2 separate regions of the Homo sapiens genome follow, and region 1 is linked to region 2. Evidence: chromatin contacts called from ENCODE POLR2A ChIA-PET data. All regions are on one chromosome and are shown on one strand. Each heading gives the region's core, a stretch centred on a gene start or an enhancer-like site at or near the end of the contact. The rest is flanking DNA. Distances are from core to core; before and after follow the strand shown.

Region 1 (4,682 bases), core at 1,229-3,728, 350 kb before region 2:
ACCTGTACCACATGTTACTATACTGAATATTGCAGGCAATTAAAACAGTGATATCTGAGAATCTGAACATATCTAAACATAGAAAAGGTACAGTAAAAAGATAAAAAATGGTATGTCTAGGAGACTTATCATAAATGGAGCTTGTGAGACTGGAAGTTACTCTGGGTGAGGCAGTGAGTGAATGTGAAGGCCCAGGACATGCCTGTACACTGCTGTAGACTTTGTAAACACTGTGCACTTAAGCTACACTAAGTTTATAAAAAAATTTTATTTCTTCAATAATAAATTCTAGCTTACTATTTCATTTTGACTTTATAAACTTTTAAATGTTTTTAAACTTTTTGACTCTGGTAATCACAGCTTAAAACACAAACATATTGTACTGCTGTACAAAAATATTTTCTTTAGGCCGGGTGCGGTGGCTCACGCCTGTAATCCCAGCACTTTGCGAGGCTGAGGTGGGCGGATCACAAGGTCAGGAGATCGAGACCATCCTGGCTAACACAGTGAAACCCCGTCTCTACTAAAAATACAAAAAATTAGCTGGGCGTGGTGGCAGGCGCCTGTAGTCCCAGCTACTCGGGAGGCTGAGGCAGGAGAATGGCGTGAACCCGGGAGACAGAGCTTGCAGTGAGCCGAGATCACGCCACTGCAGTCCAGCCTGGGCAACAGTCTGAGACTCCGTCTCAAAAAAACAAAAAAAAACAAAAAAAAAACACCAAACATTTTCTTTATACCCTTATTCTATAAGCTTTGATCTATTTTTAATTTTTAAAAATTAAAAAAGATTTATTAAAACTAAGACACAAATATGCAAGTTAGCCTAGGCTGACACAAAATCAAGACCATATTAGAGGCTTCTTGGAAAATCTATTTTCAAGTGTTTTACTTTTCTAACAACATTGGTAAAACACTTGGCAATCATCTTGGGGAATTGGGCATCACTGACAGGAGGAACTGCAAGTGTAAAGGCCTTGAACTTCATGGACAAGGCAGAACTAGTTGGAATTTAGTGAGGGAAGGACAGCAGGGCAGAGGTCAGTAAGGTTGGTGTGTCCAAGGTGATGTAAGGTGTTGGAGCACCTTCAGGAAGGTGAATTTGCTCTCTTTTCTCCTAGGTTCTCTGGGAAGGCTTTGGAAGACTTTTACACCAGTAAGTAACATGATCATATGTACATTTCCAACATTCTGCCTGCTATGTGGGGTGGATTAAAAGAGAGAGAATGGAAACAGTGGGGCCCGGTAAATAATCATTTTATTTACCCTGGTGATAGATGATTGTGATAGGAATGGAGAAAATAAAAAATAATGGAAAGAGATGAAGGTGGAACTGATAGAACATACTGTTGGAATTAATGTTGATGGAAAGTATAGAATGAAGGCTGACTTTTTTTTGGCAAGATTAACAGGGAAATGGTAATGCCATTAACCAAGATGGGGGATCCTGGGCCAGGAGTAGGGTTGGAGGGAGATTCAGTTCTGCTTGCAGTCATAAGACTGAGATACCTAATGGGTACTCAAGGAGAGATGGATGAAGTTGAAGTCGAAGCTCAGAGAAGAGGTCAGAATTGGGTGTGAAAGGAAAGGGGACTGGCTGAGATCTCCTTGGGAGTGAGTTTAGATAGGGAGGAAGTTCAAGGACAGAGTCTTAGGCATATCAACATTAGAAACCAGAGAAAAGATAAGGATTCAGCAAAACGTATTGACAAGGAACAACCAATGAGACACGAGGAAAATCAGATCTGAATGAATTAAATGAAACAAGGCATCAAGAAGGAACGAGTGGTGGAATCTGTCAAGCACTGACAGATGGGGCCTGGGATGTGACCACTGGATTTGCTGGCAGAGAGGCTGGTGATGGCTTTGCTAAGGGCTGTCTTGTTGCTGATGGATTCATGAGAAAACTAGAGGTGGGGAACCAGAATGCAAATATGTATGAGTCTTCTGAAATGTTTTGCCATAAAAGGGAGGAGAATCACAGAGTTAATTTTCATGGAAAACTCAATGGCCTTTGTGCAAAAAATTACAATCAGAAAACCATAAAAATCACTCAAGTCGACCAAAATGTATTAAGTCTCTCCTCTTTGGAAAGCTCAGTTCTATTAAACAGCAGGATGGTGGAAAAGGGACTCAAAAGGGGCAAAATATACCCCATCTCCATGAAGATTATAATAACTCTGAGAGACCCCAGAAGGGGATAGTGCTGTCAGTGAAACATGTGGGGTGTCAGGATCCTTATAAGAAGGGACATTGATTCTGATTAAGGATGAGGGAAGACATAGGTGACCTCAGCTGGGCTTGAAGCATGAGGAAGATTTAATGAGCTTGATTTGATTATCAATCAAACAATAAAATGTAAAGTTAAAAATTAAACCACTGGGCCAATAAAATTCTCCAAGCTGGTAACATAAGGGCTAAAGGTTTTGGGTAATTATTTACCTCCCAGAATTAGACAATTGCAAAGAGCTTAGAATATTTATTTGAAAGGAATGAGGATCCTGCACTCTTCCTCCCTCAGGTTAGTTAGCTTTCAAACTTTTACCCTTAATATTCTGCTTTTGAGATGATGGGAATGGGTCTGTTTCTGTTAGAGAGCAGCTTAATTTGCTGTTTAGGGGCAGAGATTGTGGGAGTGGAGAAGAGAATGCCTGTGTCCTGAGATAATTCTGGTAAGTGAGAAGGGATGTTGCATTAAGAGCCCTGGAACTACAGGGAATTAATTCAAGAGAATGAAATTTTCTAAAAGTATAGCTGAACAGAGACAGACAGACAGACACACACACATACACACACACACACACACACACACACACACACACAGAGGAAGAAAGAGAGAGAGGAAGAGACAGAAACTAAATGATATATTTGGATTGTTTTTGTGAAGTACATTAATTTTTTTAAGCATTGATCAAATCCACAGTGAGACAATAAATGCCAATACTGAATTCTCAGAGAGGAAGATTTTCATCATGCCTAAAAAATTAATGAAAACCAAACGGTTCTGGTTTGGTTCCAGCGAATTTATGGGAAAGCAAAATAAATGAAATCTAATATGGCTTTGGGAAGTAGTTAATGATGAAGAGTTTAGGGCAGAGGACTTTATTTGCAAACTGTGAATAAGAGCCATGGGCTGTTTCTCATAAGGAGGAAAAATGTTCAGTGCTGAGACCACCTAAGATGACATTTGAGCTGTTAATAGCTCTGCCCAGCACCTTAAGGAAAAGTCTCATTCTACAGTGGACTGATAACTAGCAGAGGAACAGGGTGCATATGAATCCAAAAAGAACAGACACAAGCAGTCTTGGCAAGAAAAACTGATGAGAAATTGATATAAGAATGGCTGGCTCCATTTCTTTGCTGTTTTTTCCTCATTTACCTGGTTTCAAAATAAATAGATAAGGCTGATGACTCACACATTTATATTTCTACAAAGGCCCTTCTGTTCTTAGCTATGGACTCACAGACACAAAACTTACCTGTCAATCTTCCCTTCTGGGTCTAACAGGAGTCTCAACCCCAAGTGTCCAAAATAAAGTTCTTGCTTTTCCTCTGGAACCTGTTGCCCTCCCTGCTCATTTCGCCAACTTCTTTGAGTGCAACACTATTCACTCATTTGCTCAAGCCGTAAGTCTAGAAGTCTCTGATGATTCTTCCCTTTCTCTCATTCCCATATACACCTCATTAGCAAGTCTTAGTGGCATATCTCCAAAACAGGTCCTGAATGTGGTCTTTTTCACCACAACTAGCCTAGCCCATCCACCATCAACACTTGTACAGGTGAAGAAACAACTTCTTGTTCAGTCTCTTGGTTCTCAATCTTGTCCTTTACAGCCCATGTGCCACACAGTGGCCATAGTAGATCCAGTCCCCTTACCAGGCCTATAGGACCCAAAATGGTCTGGCCATTTTGGGAGATCGAGACCATCCTGCCCACCCCTTTGATCTCATCTCCTACCATTAACCTCCTCATTCACTCTGCATCGCCATGTTGGACTACCTTCTGCCTAGAAAAACGTGACAAACTTGCTGGTTCCTCTGCCTGGAATTGTTCTTGCTCAGCGCTGTCTCCTTCTCAGTGTTCCCGTTTCAGCTCAAATATAACCATTTCACACAACCACACTAGGTAAGTGGTTAGACTAGGCAGAGTGCTTGCCCTCCTCTCCTGATGCTAATGACCTAGTTGCTGTCAATGCTACTCTTGTTTTTTTCATACCATGTGGCATTCTTACTTCTTTCTTTTCATATGTGCCCCTCCTGGGATGTAACTTTCTCGCAGGTGTACTGTCTGTGCCTGCATCACGCTGTCCCCACAACAGCACTGTCCTCCCTTCACCCTCGGCTGTCTGTTCCCACTGCTCTCATTAACGCCAGCAAAACCATTATCGCCTGTTACTGAAAAAACTGGCAATTGATTTCTGGTTATAATAAGTAAAAGGAGAGGGCAATTTAATGAGAACTAAGTTCTTCAGTCATGCAGGAGATGGAGCTATGAAAGCACAACATTGCATTCATTGATTCAATAAATATTTACTGAATCAATGAATGAACTTGCGGCCAGTGAACTCTTAGACATTGGAACACTCGAAGAGTCTGTGTGGGTATAGCTTGTGGAAAAAAATGTTGCCCTGAAAGCTATGTCTTTAGTTCTTGTGACTGATATGATTTTTTCAATTCAACTAATT
Region 2 (4,190 bases), core at 321-2,820:
AAATGATATAATAGGCAAAATAAAGGAAAGGCATCCTAGACCTCTGGTTAAAATGAAGATGGCACTTGGCGAGATGTGTTCCAGGGTAGTTCACATGATGTATGTTTTCAGAGAATTGTCATATTGCATATGCTGCTATATTTTTTATTTTCATGAATTAAAAGGCATGTTGAGATTTCAGAGTTTTACTTATGATCTCAGACTCTGCATTTTTTCTCTGTAATGTTTGACATTTCTTCCTAGCTAAGTCTCTAGTTATAAGGTCTGTGTTGTGGCATGTGGACAGTGAGTGGAAGAACCTAAGAACTCAATTTGGGGCAGAAGAATGTAATCAATTATTTCAGAAGTGATACAAACAATATGACATGTAGAGCATTCTGGCCTTTCCTGGGTCTTTTTTCTCCATTCCTGGATTTCTTCTCTTCATGTGAGCAAGTCTGAGGTTACTATATAATGTCTCTCACAGGCCACAGCCCCATTCTAAATATTCCCAATAGAAATTCATTTATTAACCAGAGAGTGGTGGGTGGGGTTGTTTTTGTTTTTTAAACAAAAGTGGATCTTATGGGCATTCTGGAAAGCTCCCGCAGGAAGCTAAGAATAAAATTTTGAATTGAGAAGTCCCTTTCTTCAAACCACATTCAGACCCAATTCTGCTATTCTATTTATTTTTCAAGGGGATTAGCCTTATTTTAACACCAATAATCTTATCACAAAAACCTCCCAGAGGAAGACCCTGTAGATTTTGTAATGACCTTAATCAAGTATTAGCCCTACACTTCAATTAATCCCCAACTGTACAAAACGAATGTTCTTTTCTCTAAAGCTGTAGCAAGTTGAAAGGGGATTAAAAACGGAGGGAAGGGAAGAGTGTTTGGAATTTCAGGCACAGCAAACAGGCACAGCAGACCAGGAAGAGCGTCCCGGGAAAACATATTATCCAGACTTAAGTTTATATTCCCTGTCTCTCTCAGACTTTTGCAGAAAAATGAGTCATTCAACAAATATTTGAATCGAGATAGGGAAAGTGACGAGGAAGAAGTTTGCACTTATGAGGTTTTAATTTGCAATTATTTGGCTACCTTTTTGCCTTCCCAAAACATAGGGTCTTTAGGAGTGAAACTTCATAGCCAAACTTATACCTTGTCCAGCACAGAGAAGGCCATCAAAATGCCTGGTTTAAATAAAAATATTAAAATGATTGGGAGGGTAAATCCCTTGACCTATAAATCTGACCTCCTTTAAACATTATTTGTATGTTCCCCAATAAACTATTCCGTAATTTATTAGTTAGCAAGTGGAAATAAAAAGAAATGTGGAATGGGGCTATGCTTAGCGTCATTAAGCTGACAGGAATACAGCGCATTCAACTTGCAAACACCCTTCCACTCCCACAAAGAGCAAGCTGTCACTGGCCAATCAAAACAATGAACCATAATGAAACAGTTTTTCTTGCTCCACCCACTTGGTGACCAAATTTGAAAAAAAAAAAAAACCGCGCCAACTCATGTTGTTTTCAATCAGGTCCGCCAAGTTTGTATTTAAGGAACTGTTTCAGTTCATACCTTCCACTGCGATAGGAATCATGTCTGGTCGCGGCAAAGGCGGAAAAGGCTTGGGGAAGGGTGGTGCTAAGCGCCATCGTAAGGTGCTCCGGGATAACATCCAGGGCATTACAAAACCGGCTATTCGCCGTTTGGCTCGGCGCGGTGGCGTCAAGCGCATTTCCGGTCTTATCTATGAGGAGACTCGAGGTGTGCTTAAGGTTTTCTTAGAGAACGTTATTCGAGACGCCGTCACCTATACGGAGCACGCCAAGCGCAAAACTGTCACAGCCATGGATGTAGTATATGCCCTAAAACGTCAGGGGCGCACTCTGTATGGCTTCGGCGGCTGAATCTAAGAATACGCGGTCTCCTGAGAACTTCAAAAAACAAAAACAAAAAAACCCAAAGGCCCTTTTCAGGGCCGCTCACAAAGTCGTTTAAAGAGCTGAAATGCGTTGCGAGAATGAGTTTGGATGACAGAAATAACCGTGACATCCTGCATAAGAATGAATTGTGTTTGCCATGACCGGCCACACTGTGACAAAATTTCAAAGCATAAAGTAGGCATAGAGAGGTAAGCGCTAATAAAGTGATTGGCTCCACAAAAAGCATTTTGCTGGGCGCAGTGGCTCACGACTGTAATCCCAGCACTTTGGGAGGCCAAAGCTAGTGTATCACTTGAGATCAAGAATCCGAGACCAGCCTGGCCAAAATGGTGAAACCCCCTCTACCAAAAAAAATACAAAACTTAGCCGGGCGTGGTGGTCTGCACCTGTAGGCCCAGCTAGCCCGGAAGCAGAGATTGCAGTGAGCCGAGATCGCGCCACTCCCCTCCAGCCTGGGAGACAGAGAGAGACTCCTCAAAAAAAAAAAAAAAAAAAAAAAAAAAAATTATGTATTTTAGAGCATTCTAAGAATGGTACTTTGGACTTAACCGAAGGGCTGGAGGCGCGTGTTGAACAAAGGTTATCACCTTTTGGCTCATGCGGCACACAGCTATGTAAATAAAGCATCTTTAGGGACAAGCTCTCATTTGCGGAGGGTTCTATGGCTGTTGTCCTATTGGCCAAAACAAAGTGGTCTAAGTCCGGGCGCGGTGGCTCACGCCTGTATTCCCAGCAGTTTGGTAGGCCAAGGTGGGTGGATCACGAGGTCTGGCGTTCAAGACCAGCCTGGCCAAGATGGTGAAACCCCGTCTACTAAAAATACAAAAATTAGCCGGGCGTGGTGGCGGGCACCTGTAATCCCAGCTACGTGGGAGGCTGAGCCAGAGAACTGCTTGAACCCAGGAGGCAGAGGTTGCAGTGAACCGAGATTGTGCCACTGCACTCTAGCCTGGGTGACAGAGCGAGGCTCCATCCAAAACAAAACAAAACAAAAAAGTGGTCTAATAATCCCCAGAACTGGAGGAAGAACCATAACTTATTGATTTTGTTTTTAACCTTATGTATGCCAGGCATGCTAGCCTTGTATACATACAAGGCTAGAGGAGCAAAGGTGCAGGAAGCCATCTTGAGGGAGTCCCATATTATTGAGAGACCGGCCAGCTGCTGGGAGAGGCTAGTTGTTCATCCTCACTGTATGTGATGAGAATCTGGTGACAGTCCATTGCTGGGCACAGCATTTAGGCAAAATGGCTCTCTGCTATGTCAGGCAAGTGAGGCATATTTTTGCACAATCCTAGTAATTCCGAACTCATTGGGAAACAATGGCAATTACATCCAAGCAAGGAAAGGTCTGTGGTTGATTTTATCTATACAAATTTAAAACATAATGTTTACAACCTTTCATTATAGGACACAATTTTTAAAAAGATGCCAAACTATACAAATAAGTTCAGAAAAGTGAGGTACTATTGAACCGTCTGGAAAACATAAATGTATGTGAAATAATGCAATGCATAGTTTTGCAGGGGACTTTGTTCAAAGTTTCTCGAAATACCATGGTCCAAAGTAGACTAACATTAGCATTGGTTATTTATGATGATCAGTAAGAATACTAAATCAAAAATCAAAGGAAAATTAAACTATGTCTGTTTAAAGAGAAACGTAGTTTACCTCAGACTGAGAGTTAAAACAAGTTTGTGATTCAGGAAGGTGGAATTCAGAACCTAATTGGGCAGCCTCCAACATTTCCATTAAGGTTTGGATTCTTAAAATTTTTCAGTCTTCGGTATGCTCTGGTAGTCTGATGAAACTTACAGATTCTTTTCATAAATAAGATACTTAAAGTAATTCATAGGGTTACAATTGTATTAGACCAATAATATTAAAATAATTATCAAACCACTTGACCGTAATATGTGTGTTTTTGTTGATATACCTAATAGTACTTCGGAAATAAGCAAGCACGATTTCCAGATTCTTGCAACAACTATAACCTACAAATTTGTTATTTCTATCAGTCACACACAATGGAAGAAAATTCTAAATTTCAGCTACAGGATAATGAATAGATGAAAAACAACAACAACAACAACAACAAAAAAACTCCCCTAATCCATATTCTGGGACACCTTGATTCCTATTTATTGATCCCTTGAAGTCAGTGGATAGCATATTAAGAAACAATAGTTACAATGACACCACAGAAAGACTAGAATGTAGTACTTGTGTTAAAAAAAAAAAAAGTATCAGCAAGTTA

What was found. ChIA-PET counts read pairs that join two places held with the same protein, here RNA polymerase II (POLR2A).
Region 1: POLR2A ChIA-PET joins it to region 2 with 13 read pairs in WTC11. The contact joins the promoter of SLC17A4 here to the promoter of H4C3 in region 2. POLR2A ChIA-PET finds 5 or more read pairs at or near these places in 2 of 52 experiments (Panc1 and WTC11).

What each region holds. Positions count from the first base shown.
Region 1 is chr6:25,752,264-25,756,945 of GRCh38, forward strand. It overlaps SLC17A4 (solute carrier family 17 member 4), which reads left to right and starts at 2,479. Exons shown (of 12, transcript NM_005495.3): 1 at 2,479-2,518. It also overlaps a transcript of SLC17A1 not described here.
Region 2 is chr6:26,102,363-26,106,552 of GRCh38, forward strand. It overlaps H4C3 (H4 clustered histone 3), which reads left to right and starts at 1,571. Exons shown (of 1, transcript NM_003542.4): 1 at 1,571-1,975. The coding sequence starts at 1,586. The coding sequence ends at 1,897. RefSeq lists enhancers at 1,109-1,218, 1,243-1,933.